2 separate regions of the Homo sapiens genome follow, and region 2 is linked to region 1. The links are chromatin loops, found by intact Hi-C in ENCODE. Cell type or tissue: mammary epithelial cell. All regions are shown on one strand.

Region 1 (5,000 bases):
GGCTCAAGCGATCCTCCCACTTCAGCCTCCCTGAGTACTGGGATTACGGGCCTGCAGCCCCACACTTGCTACCACTGAAACCCATGGAGGCTGCGGAGTGAAAGCACCCCCGGGCATGGCCCATCGCTTTGCCGAGGCCGCCCTCTTCTGAGCCCTTCTCTGACCTGCTACTCACTCTGTGTCCCAGGGCGAAGGGTCTGCTGAAGTGTTTCCTGGCTGCAAAGGCAACCTGGTATCCAGTCCAGACGACAGTGTAGTCCTGGCCTCTAACCTGCGGCTGGTGGCAGGAATAATAAATGTGGGAGATAGGAGCATGGAAACCAAACAGTTTAGAGAGGCAAAGGACTTAGAGGCCGTTTTGTCCAGTAAGATACAAAGGGTCATGGTCATGAGCGGGGTCTGCAGCCAATGAATCTCAAGTTGGAGCCTTGCTCAGCTGGACTAGCTGTGGGATATTAGGTCTCTGCTCCCTTATTATTATTATTTTTTGAGACAGAGTCTTGCTTTGTCACCCAGCCTGGAGTGCAGTGACATGATCTCGGCTCACTGCAACCTCCACCTCCCAGGTTCAAGCGATTCTCCTGCCTCAGCCTCCCGAGTAGCTGGGATTACAGGCACACGCCACCATGCCCAGCTAGTTTTTGTATTTTTTGTAGAGATGGGGTTTCGCCACGTTGGCCAGGCTGGTCTCAAACTGACCTCAGGTGATCTGCCTGCCTCGGCCTCCCAAAGTGCTGGGATTACAAGCATGAACCACCGCGCCAGGCCTCTGCTCCCTTATTTGGACAATGGGGATAATAACAGGCCTACTTTATGGAGTTGTGACAATGACGTGTGATAATGCCTCCATAAGTCTCAGTGGTTTGCACTTGTGGCCCTGTGGCCCCTAAACTTGCTACAGCCCACCCGGCTTGGTGATGCCACGTGGGGTCTGATTTCAGGATAAAAGCGTAGAATTCTCATTGCCCCCATGCTGCAACTTTTCAAACAAGTCCATCTGTCAAAATGGTAGTGGCTAAAAATTAGTGCCAATTTCCTCATTGCTGTTCCTTTATGCAATAAGTTAGCATGCAATTTAAGTTTAATACTAGTCCCCCCCACCTGCCTCTGCAAATAGGACTCATGTCAATGATGTTCATTTTGAATGTTTAAAAAAAAGGAGTCCGGGTGTGGTGGCTCATGCCTGTAATCCCAGCATTTTGGAAAGCTGAGGTGGGCGGATCACGAGGTCAGGAATTCAAGACCAGCATGACCAATATGGTGAAACCCCATCTTTACTAAAAATACAAAAATTAGCCAAGCGTGATGGTATGTGCCGATAGTCCCAGCTACTCAGGAGGCTGAGGCAGGAGAATCGCTTGAACCTGGGAAGCAGAGGTTGCAGTGAACCAAGATCGCACCACTGCACTCAGAGCCTGGGTGACAGAGCGAGACTCCATCTCAAAAAAAAAAAAAGATTGGTTGGGGGTGGGGCAGGGGGACAGCTGTAAACACTTTTCCCAAGTTTTTCCGAGTATAAAAACATGTTTAACTGGACTGTTCCCCACCCAATATTACAGCTGAGAAGCAGAGGCTCAGAGAAGTTAGGAGAGTGTTCTAAGGCTGCACAGATTATGACGGCTGAATGGGAAGACAGCCTCATTCGTCTGACTCCCAGTCCAGGTGTTTTTCCTTCGCTTCACATTTCACCTGATGAGGTTCTCCTGTTGGTGTTTGGAGAGACAGCTGATGGCCCACAGTTTAGGAGGGGCCCTGTGAACACTATTTTAGTTTGGGTTCCCCCTAAAGCAGACCCAGAGATAGTATTCGGGTGAGAGCCAAGAGAAAAAGACCAATCAAGGGGCATTGATGAGCCGGTTGCAGCTATGGGCAATTGGCACTTTGTCCTAGGGACCTTCTGGAAGACTGTGGAGCCCATGCCTTGCCTGAGGATTGTCCCCCAAGGGTGTGAAGATGCACCAGTAGTTGTCCCTCAACTTTCGTCCCTCACTGGTCGAGCCTTGTCCTGGGCTTTTGGCTCTCTAGCACACCCTGCTGGCCTTGCCATAGTACTGAGCCTGCCTTTCTGCTTGTCCCCAGGCACCAGAAGGCTCTTGGGGCAGAGGTGCAGGAGCCATGGGTGGAGGGCTGGGTCAGGGCTCTCACTGGGCCATGTAAGCACATGTTCTGTGCACGGTAAACCGCAGTGCACCAGGAGGCAGGAGTCCACCTGAAGCCCCCAGCGGGGCGCGCAGTGCCTTTAATGGGATAAGCTGCTCTGAATTCTCGGGAGCCTGTGCTCCAACAAGCAAGGGAGTGTTTGTTCTTGGATGGAGACACCTTGCATTTTTCCTGAGCTAGGATTCCACTTTTAGGGTTCTGAGAAACAGAACAGAATGGGGGTGTGTCGGAAGCTTATTCTGTGGCCTCAGTTTCCCTTGCACCTGGCAGCTTCTCAAAGGGCAGAATGATCAGACCTGTTTCAAGAGACCTGATTTTAAAGGTTATTAGATGCATGGCCTGAAGGCAAGTCACGGTAGGTTTCTAAGTAGGACAAACTTACAGAGGCTCAAAATCGCTGTAATTCACTTTTTTTTTTTTTTAACTTACCCTCTTTTTAAGATCTTTCCGAGGCTGGGAGTGGTGGCTCACATCTGTAATCTCAGCACTTTGGGAGGCCGAGGTGGGTGGATCATGAGGTCAGGAGTTCCAGACCAGCCTGGCCAACATGGTGAAATCCCGTCTCTACTAAAAATACAAAAATTAGCTGGTGTGGTGGCAGGTGCCTGTAATCCCAGCTATTCAGGAGGCTGAGGCGGGAGAATTGCTTGAACCCGGGAGGCCGAAATTGCAGTGAGCTGAGATCATGCCACTGCACTCCAGCCTGGGAGACAGAGCAAGACTCCGTCTTAAAAAAAAAAAGGTCTTTCCATCTTAGCACCCAGTGAGCACATTTGCTTCTTCCTTTTACAGCTGTATATTGTGTGGATGCACCATAAGTTGTTGAACCAACTCCTGTGGATGCACTTTTGGGTCATTTCAAATCTTGCTTTTCCACATGATGCTACAAAAAATCATGTCCTTACATCGCTTTGCACATCTACTAGTGTATCTTTAAGGTAAATTTTCAGAAGGGAAGTTACTGAGCCATATGCTTTTTTTTCTTTCAGACGGAGTTTCACTCTTGTTGCCCAGGCTGGAGGGCAGTGGTGTGATCTTGGCTCACTGCAACCTCCACCTTCCAGGTTCAAGCAATTCTCCTGCCTCAGCCTCCCAAGTAGCTGGGATTACAGACATGGGTCACCACACCCGGCCAATTTTGTATTTTTAGTAGAGATGGGGTTTCACCATGTTGGCCTGGCTGGTCTCAAACTCCTAACCTCAGCTGATCTGCCTGCCTTGGCCTCCCAAAGTGCTGGGATTGCAGGCATAAGCCACCACACACGGCTGGGAAGTGACATTTAAGCCACGTCTGCAGATGCTAGGTGTTAGCTAGTCAAGAAAGAGGGAAAAGCAACCCAGGCAAAGGGAACAGCATGTGCAAAGTCTGGAGGTGGGAAGAACACATGGGCTTTTGTGGCCGTGGGAGGCCAGGGTGGACGGAGCTCAGGGTAACGGGATCAGAGTGAAGCAGGGAAGGTTTGGAGGGAAAGGAGCACACAGGACCTGGAACTATGCCAAAGATTTGCTGTTTTATTCCAACGGCAATGGCAAGAAGGCATTAAGAGTTTAAAGCAAGGAAGGGATGAGATGAAATTTATGTTTCCTAAAGTTTATTCAGCTATGGAAAATGGGCTTGGGAGGGTGAGAGTGACCCTGGGGAGACTGGGTGTTGGAGCTCACCCCCGCCCTTCCTAGAGCCCAGCTCCAGCCTCTGGGTTTGTGTCTTCAGCAGACAGCCTAGGTCGGCTGTCACCAGAAGCAGGAGCTATGGGAATTTTCCCAGCATGCATGCCGGGGAGCCCAGGGCTGTAATAGACTTACTAGCAAGAGAGAGTCTGAGATGAAGCTCAGCTGAGTAAAAAAGAAACAGATCACTTTGCAGCAGGACTTGTCAGAGCTTTTGATTGGGAACTGTAGCTGGTGAACCCTGGGGAAGGGCCTAGAATGTAGCATGTTCTATACTTATTCTGAAACTGTGTTTTCCATTGAACATTTTGCTACCAAGCCCAGTCTGAGAAACTGCTCCATTTCCTCTTTGCCTTTCTAGGGCATATATGCTAATGAACATGCTTAATTCTCTGTCTCACAACCTCTGCTCAGGGAAGTGGAAGACCTTTCTCTTTGGTTACAGATGGGGAAACAGATGGATTCAGTGTCTTATGCCTGGGACTTGGGGGAGATTAACTGTTAGTCTTGGTAGCCAGCGAATCACAAGGGCATCCTATAAGATTGTGGGGTGTCAGCTTCTTCCACTTCTCTTGTCCATGTCTTGCAGACAACACTGCCCTGTCCTATCTACTTAGGGACATCACCATTAGTGTCCGCCTTTCCTGACTCTCCTGATTGCTTTCCTTTCCTCATGAGCTCTTTTTTTTTTTTTTTTTTTGAGATGGAGTCTCGCTCTGTCGCCCAGGCTGGAGTGCAATGGTGCGATCTCAGCTCACTGCAACCTCTGCCTTCCAGATTCAAGCGCTTCTCCTGCCTCAGCCTCCCGAGTAGCTGGGATTACAGGCACACACCACCATGTCCAGCTAATTTTTACATTTTTAGTGGAGACAGGGTTTCACTGTGTTGGCCAGGCTTGTCTCAAACTCCTGACCTCAGGTGACCTGTCCGCCTCAGCCTCCCAAAGTGCTGGGATTACAGGTGTGAGCCACTGTGCCCAGCCTTCTCATGATCTCTTATTGGCTTTGGGAGAAAGAAGAAGTTGACTCCCTCAACTAAGAGCTTCAGTGCCCTATTTTTTTTTTCTTTGAGCTGGAGTCTCTCTGTGTCGCCCAGGATAGAGTACAATGGCAGGATCTCAGCTCTGTGTCCCTTCTATGAGAAGACAATTAGCTCAGTATTTTGGCCCCCAG
Region 2 (5,000 bases), 72 kb before region 1:
GAGCCACCGTGCTCGGCAACTTGCTGGCTCTTAACTTCTATTTTAGTCTGCCTAAAACTGTAGCAGAGCTGATCCTGGGCAGCTGTTCTCTGGTCCAGATCTGTTAAGCGGGGGTGGGGTGGTAGAGCACCAGACTAACATGCCAGTATCTTGGTAAAATCTCAGCCCTTTAACAAAGGGCCATGCAGCATAAGATCATTTCATTTGCATGTGGCTGAATAAGTGATGGAAGGAAATGATAGTCCAGTTCCACATAGAGTGTGTTGGCACATAAACAGTTTGATAGCCTTGTTATATGTTGGAGGTGCTGATATATTTTTGTATATTTCTTAGTGTTACTGTAGTTCTGAAGCTATTGGAATAAGACCCAATTGAATAAGGTTGAAACCAGGAGATTTTGTTTGATCTTACTTAGTATGAGTTAAAATAAAAACTTAGAATTTCTCTATGTTCTTTAGTTTTGTAATATTAGGTCATTAAAACTTTGATGTTGTTGATTATTCAAGGCTGGTTGTTCTAAGCTTCAGGGCTGCCAGCTGTGATCAGATCTTCATTTCTGCATGTGTGTCTCAGAGGCCCAAATCCACACTTGAACTTTTTGCAAAGTTGTGTCATAACCCTACTCATTGATGGGAAAATGTTTTCATCAGCCAAAAATTACTATCTTCTGTTTTATGCCAGAAATTCAATTTGACAAATATTTAGGTACTTAGTGCTATGTGAAAGGTATTCATGCTTCAGGAGCTGTAACAGTGACTAAGATGTGATCCCTGCCCTGAAACACATTGCTGAATTCCTTCCATAACTTCTTTGTTGAAGCTGTCTTCCACTGGCTGAGTGTAGCTTTCTTCTGGTCCCTGCTTTTTAGCATCTTAAAGGTGACCTTGGCAGTCCCAGGACTGACATGAGTCATAATTCAGAAAAAGGAGGGGAAGATGATGTTGACAATGGCAGGACTGAAAGTTTTGACAACTTTAGCGGAGCAATCAATTGTGTTCTCTCTACCATTATTCCATCAGAATGCTTTTAAGAATTGTATCAATTTAAAAAAAATCTCATAGGTGTAGCTTATCAGTGCGTGTTTCACTTAGCTGTTTTGTAAGTTTCTCGAGGCTAAGGAACACACACAGGCACACACACTGTATCTCTTTTTTTTTTTTTTCTGAGATGGAGTCTTGCTCGGTCGCCCAGGCTGGAGCTCAACCTTCGCCTCCTGGGTTCAAGTGATTCTCCTGCCTCAGCCTCCCGAGTAGCTGGGACTGTAGGCACGCGCCCCCATGCCAGCTAATTTTTGTATTTTTAGCAGGGACGGGGTTTTGCCGTGTTGGCTAGGCTGGTCTTGAATTCCTGACCTCAGGTGATCTGCCCACCTCAGCCTTCCAAAGTTCTGGGATTACAGGCGTGAGCCACTGTGCCTGGCACACAGTATCTCTTATAGTACCTAGTGCAGTGTGACAAGTTCATTTTTCTAATTCTTTAAACCTTTCTTGGTTGGTTGAATTGTTAAGAATGGTAGATCTCAGATGCTGCAGTCTACCTAGGAATTCATCCCAGGCTCAGCTAGTGCTTGTCAGTATAGTGATGGATAAGGGTGGGAGGGCTGACATGACAGGACTGTCAGATGCTGGGTAGTGGTGGCTTATTCCTTACAGCACCTCTCTCTAGCCCAAGGCTCACCCTTCCTAAGGGCTAACCATTTTACCTTTCCCCCCCAGGACCCTCAGGGGCGGCACGTAAAAACCTATGAGGTGTCTCTCCGAGAAAAGGAATTCAATAAGGGCCCTTGGAAACAGGAAAATGTCGAAGCTGAAGCTTCCATGGTGATCGCAGGTTGGTAGGGGGTTTAGGAAATGTGCCTCCACCTGGGTCTAGGCTAGTTCCCTGTTCTTGTTCGCTCCCTCACCTTCTCTGCCCTTCGTTTTGGCGCTCGGTATTATTGAAGGTGTGCATTGTTTACCACTCCTTTATGTTTTCTTTCTCTAATTGTGCTTTGTTTTTTTCTGTCTTTGAGATTTTCTGTTTTTCACTTCTCCCCCCAAAAGTATAACTTGTCTTTTACTTGGGTGGAGGGATTGACTATAAAACATTGAGATTGATTTGCACAGTGGCATATGGAAATGAGTCTCATTATTTTATTGCTGGGCATAACATTTAAAACTGAAAGGAAGCCAGGATCTATAGTCCCAGCTACTCAAGAGGCTGAGGTGGGAGGTTCACTTGAGCCTAGGAGTTTGAGTTCAGCCTGGGCAGCATAATGAGACCCCATCTCTTTAAAAAAAAAAACAACAACAAAAAACTGAAAGGGAGCAATAGAGCTTATCTGATTTCTTTACCTCATAGATGAAGAAACAGGGCCAGAGGGACCTGCCCATGCCTGTCCATGATTGACAAAGTCTGGGCTAGAATCCAGGCCTCTTCACTCCTTGTCCTAAGTCTGCCCCTACATTATGTTTGTCTCACTCAGTAGGGAAGTTTTAAAACTCTTAAGAGAAAATTGGCTCTTCTCAGTGGTAGCCCTGATAATGGGGGGAAGTTAAGCTAAGGAACAAGAGTGGAAACCAGGAAAAAAAAGTAAAAGCTTTTACTTGGAAAGGATTAGAAGTTGAGAAGAAAAATGGGGGAGAATGCATGGGGAAGAACATGGAGAAGACTCCCCACCCATAGGAATAGTCGAACACCAGAAGAGTGGCAGTAAAAATACTACCAGGATTAGATAATGGCCAGTTAACAAATTCTAAGAGTCTCGTAAAGGCTATCATGTTCCCTGGGCTTTGATGTCCTTTTTAAAATAATGATGACCTTAAAGTTTGCCTTGGGGCTAACTAGACCTGTACTTTTGCCAGTCCTGGTTTGGCAGACCCAGAGTGCTGAGCATTCTAATTTTGCTGTCTTTCCTGCAGTCCCAGAGCCCTTTGGGGGGGCCATCATCATTGGACAGGAGTCAATCACCTATCACAATGGTGACAAATACCTGGCTATTGCCCCTCCTATCATCAAGGTGAGCGCAGTCCTACCTTTTTTTCCTTTCATCTTTTCTTTCCTTGTCCTCACCTTGCTCCTCCCTTTCTCTTATTTATCAAAAGGAGATTCACAGATGCCTGTTACACAATTTACTATGTATATAAGGTATTGCGTTGGCCATTGGGAATACAGAGAGAGATTAGCCTGGATTTGCTTACAGAGAACTTGCTTGCTAACTTAGATAAATGATAATCAAAATAGGCTTCCCCTTTTCATTGACTGGGGCAACTTTTTTTGTCAAAGAGACAGGGTCTTACTCTGTCGCTCAGGCTGGAGAGCTAGAATGCAGTGGCATGATCGTAGCTCACTGTAGCCTTGAACTCCTGGGCTCAAGTGATCCTCCTGTCTCAACCTCCCAAGTAGCTAGGATTACAGGCATGAACTACCACATGGGGCAACTTTAAGAGGGGAAAATTTTGGCAGTTTCTTTTTTTTTTTTGAGACGGAGTTTTGCTCTTGTTGCCCAGGCTGGAGTGCAGTGGCACGATCTCAGCTCACTGCAACCTCCGCCTCCCAGGTTCAGGCGATTCTCCTGCCTCAGCCTCCTTAGTAGCTGGGATTACAGGCATGTGCCATCACGCCCGGCTAATTTTGTATTTTTAGTAGAGATGGGGTTTCTCCATGTTGGTCAGGCTGGTCTTGAACTCCCGACCTCAGGTGATCCATCCGCCTCAGCCTCCCAAAGTGCCGGGATTACAGGCATGAGCCACTGTGCCCAGCCGTAATTTTGGCAATTTCTATTGCATGTAATGTTTTCAGGGCTCAAGTCATATAAAGTAATATATTGATAAATTATAAAGGCTAAGAAAGTCAAAAATGTCAAGGACTTAGAATATCAAGTTGTAAAAATTAAGCCTTAAAAGTTTCATTTTACTTTCTTTTTGAGAAAAAAGAACAAAATCTAGCTGGCTACAGTGGCAAGTTCCTGTAGTACTAGCCACTTGGGAGGATGGCTTGAGTCCAGGAGTTTAAGGCTACAGTGCACTGTGATCATGCCTGTGAATAGCCACCGTACTTTAGCCTGGGTGACATAGAAAGACCCTGTCTTTAAAAAAAAGAACAAAATCTGTGGTAGCATTGCCACAGTGGTAGGGGGTAATTAGTGGTATTAAGAATAAATAACAACATTTGTAGTAGCATGCATAGTTCAGTAGATTTTGGCAGCAGCTTCCTATTCTGTGTATTTCTATTTTCCTGCAGAATGACGACATATCAGTAAACATATAAGATATATTGATGGAGCGCCTCAGAAAATTATCTTCAAAATAAAAAAGCTCCCCATTTTCTATTAATGGGCAATAGGATCTATCCTCATTTTCATGTAATGTTATCTGAGCGATTTGTCTGCTGGTAAAATGGCTGGGTTTGGTAAAGGGAGTGGTCCAGTAGGGTTTGTTTTCTGGTGTAGAAGATGCTGAATCTCTAATGACTGTTTCCTTCCAATTGGCAGCAAAGCACGATTGTGTGCCACAATCGAGTGGACCCTAATGGCTCAAGATACCTGCTGGGAGACATGGAAGGCCGGCTCTTCATGCTGCTTTTGGAGAAGGAGGAACAGATGGATGGCACCGTCACTCTCAAGGATCTCCGTGTAGAACTCCTTGGAGAGGTAGAGCTTGTTCTCCCTGTTCCTCTACAATGTTCTTTTAGGTTCCTAAAGACACCAAATGTGTGGTCCCACACCTCAACTCTGGGAATTATGTTACTTAACACCTAACAACAAACTGTTGTTCCTGCTGTGGAAGTTGACTGTTGAATGAGTTAGGTATTGGAGCATCTCACAGGATCCTGTGATAATCTATCCAAGCAGCCTGTGAGAAAAGGAAAAGAAAGGGAAACAGAAAAGGATATAATCTGGAATTAAAGATCAATCTAGCTGGTTTCAGTGGCTCACACCTGTGATCCCAGCACTTTGGGAGACTGAGTCAGGCAGATTGTGTGAGCCCCAGGAGTTCGAGATTAGCCTGGGCAATATGGCA

Evidence for each region. A loop is a pair of places that touch in the nucleus more often than their neighbours do. Peaks named below come from ENCODE experiments on the same cell type or tissue, not always from the same donor. Only the 100,000 strongest peaks of a DNase experiment are listed, where the experiment ranks them.
Region 2: it touches region 1 in a loop (6-fold over the local background); 12 of 110 quality-filtered maps call a loop at or near these places.

Annotation. Positions count from the first base shown.
Region 1 is chr11:61,251,643-61,256,642 of GRCh38, reverse strand. No RefSeq gene overlaps it. Among named protein-coding and RNA genes, the nearest start is that of PGA5, 13 kb to the right of the region's middle. In mammary epithelial cell, a CTCF peak has its summit at 2,033; no DNase peak of the experiment used is centred here.
Region 2 is chr11:61,323,609-61,328,608 of GRCh38, reverse strand. It overlaps DDB1 (damage specific DNA binding protein 1), which reads left to right. Exons shown (of 27, transcript NM_001923.5): 5 at 1,716-1,830; 6 at 2,901-2,998; 7 at 4,472-4,630. Among named protein-coding and RNA genes, the nearest start is that of DDB1, 7.0 kb to the left of the region's middle. In mammary epithelial cell, no CTCF peak of the experiment used is centred here; a DNase peak (open chromatin) is centred at 2,388; H3K27ac peaks cover 308 bases.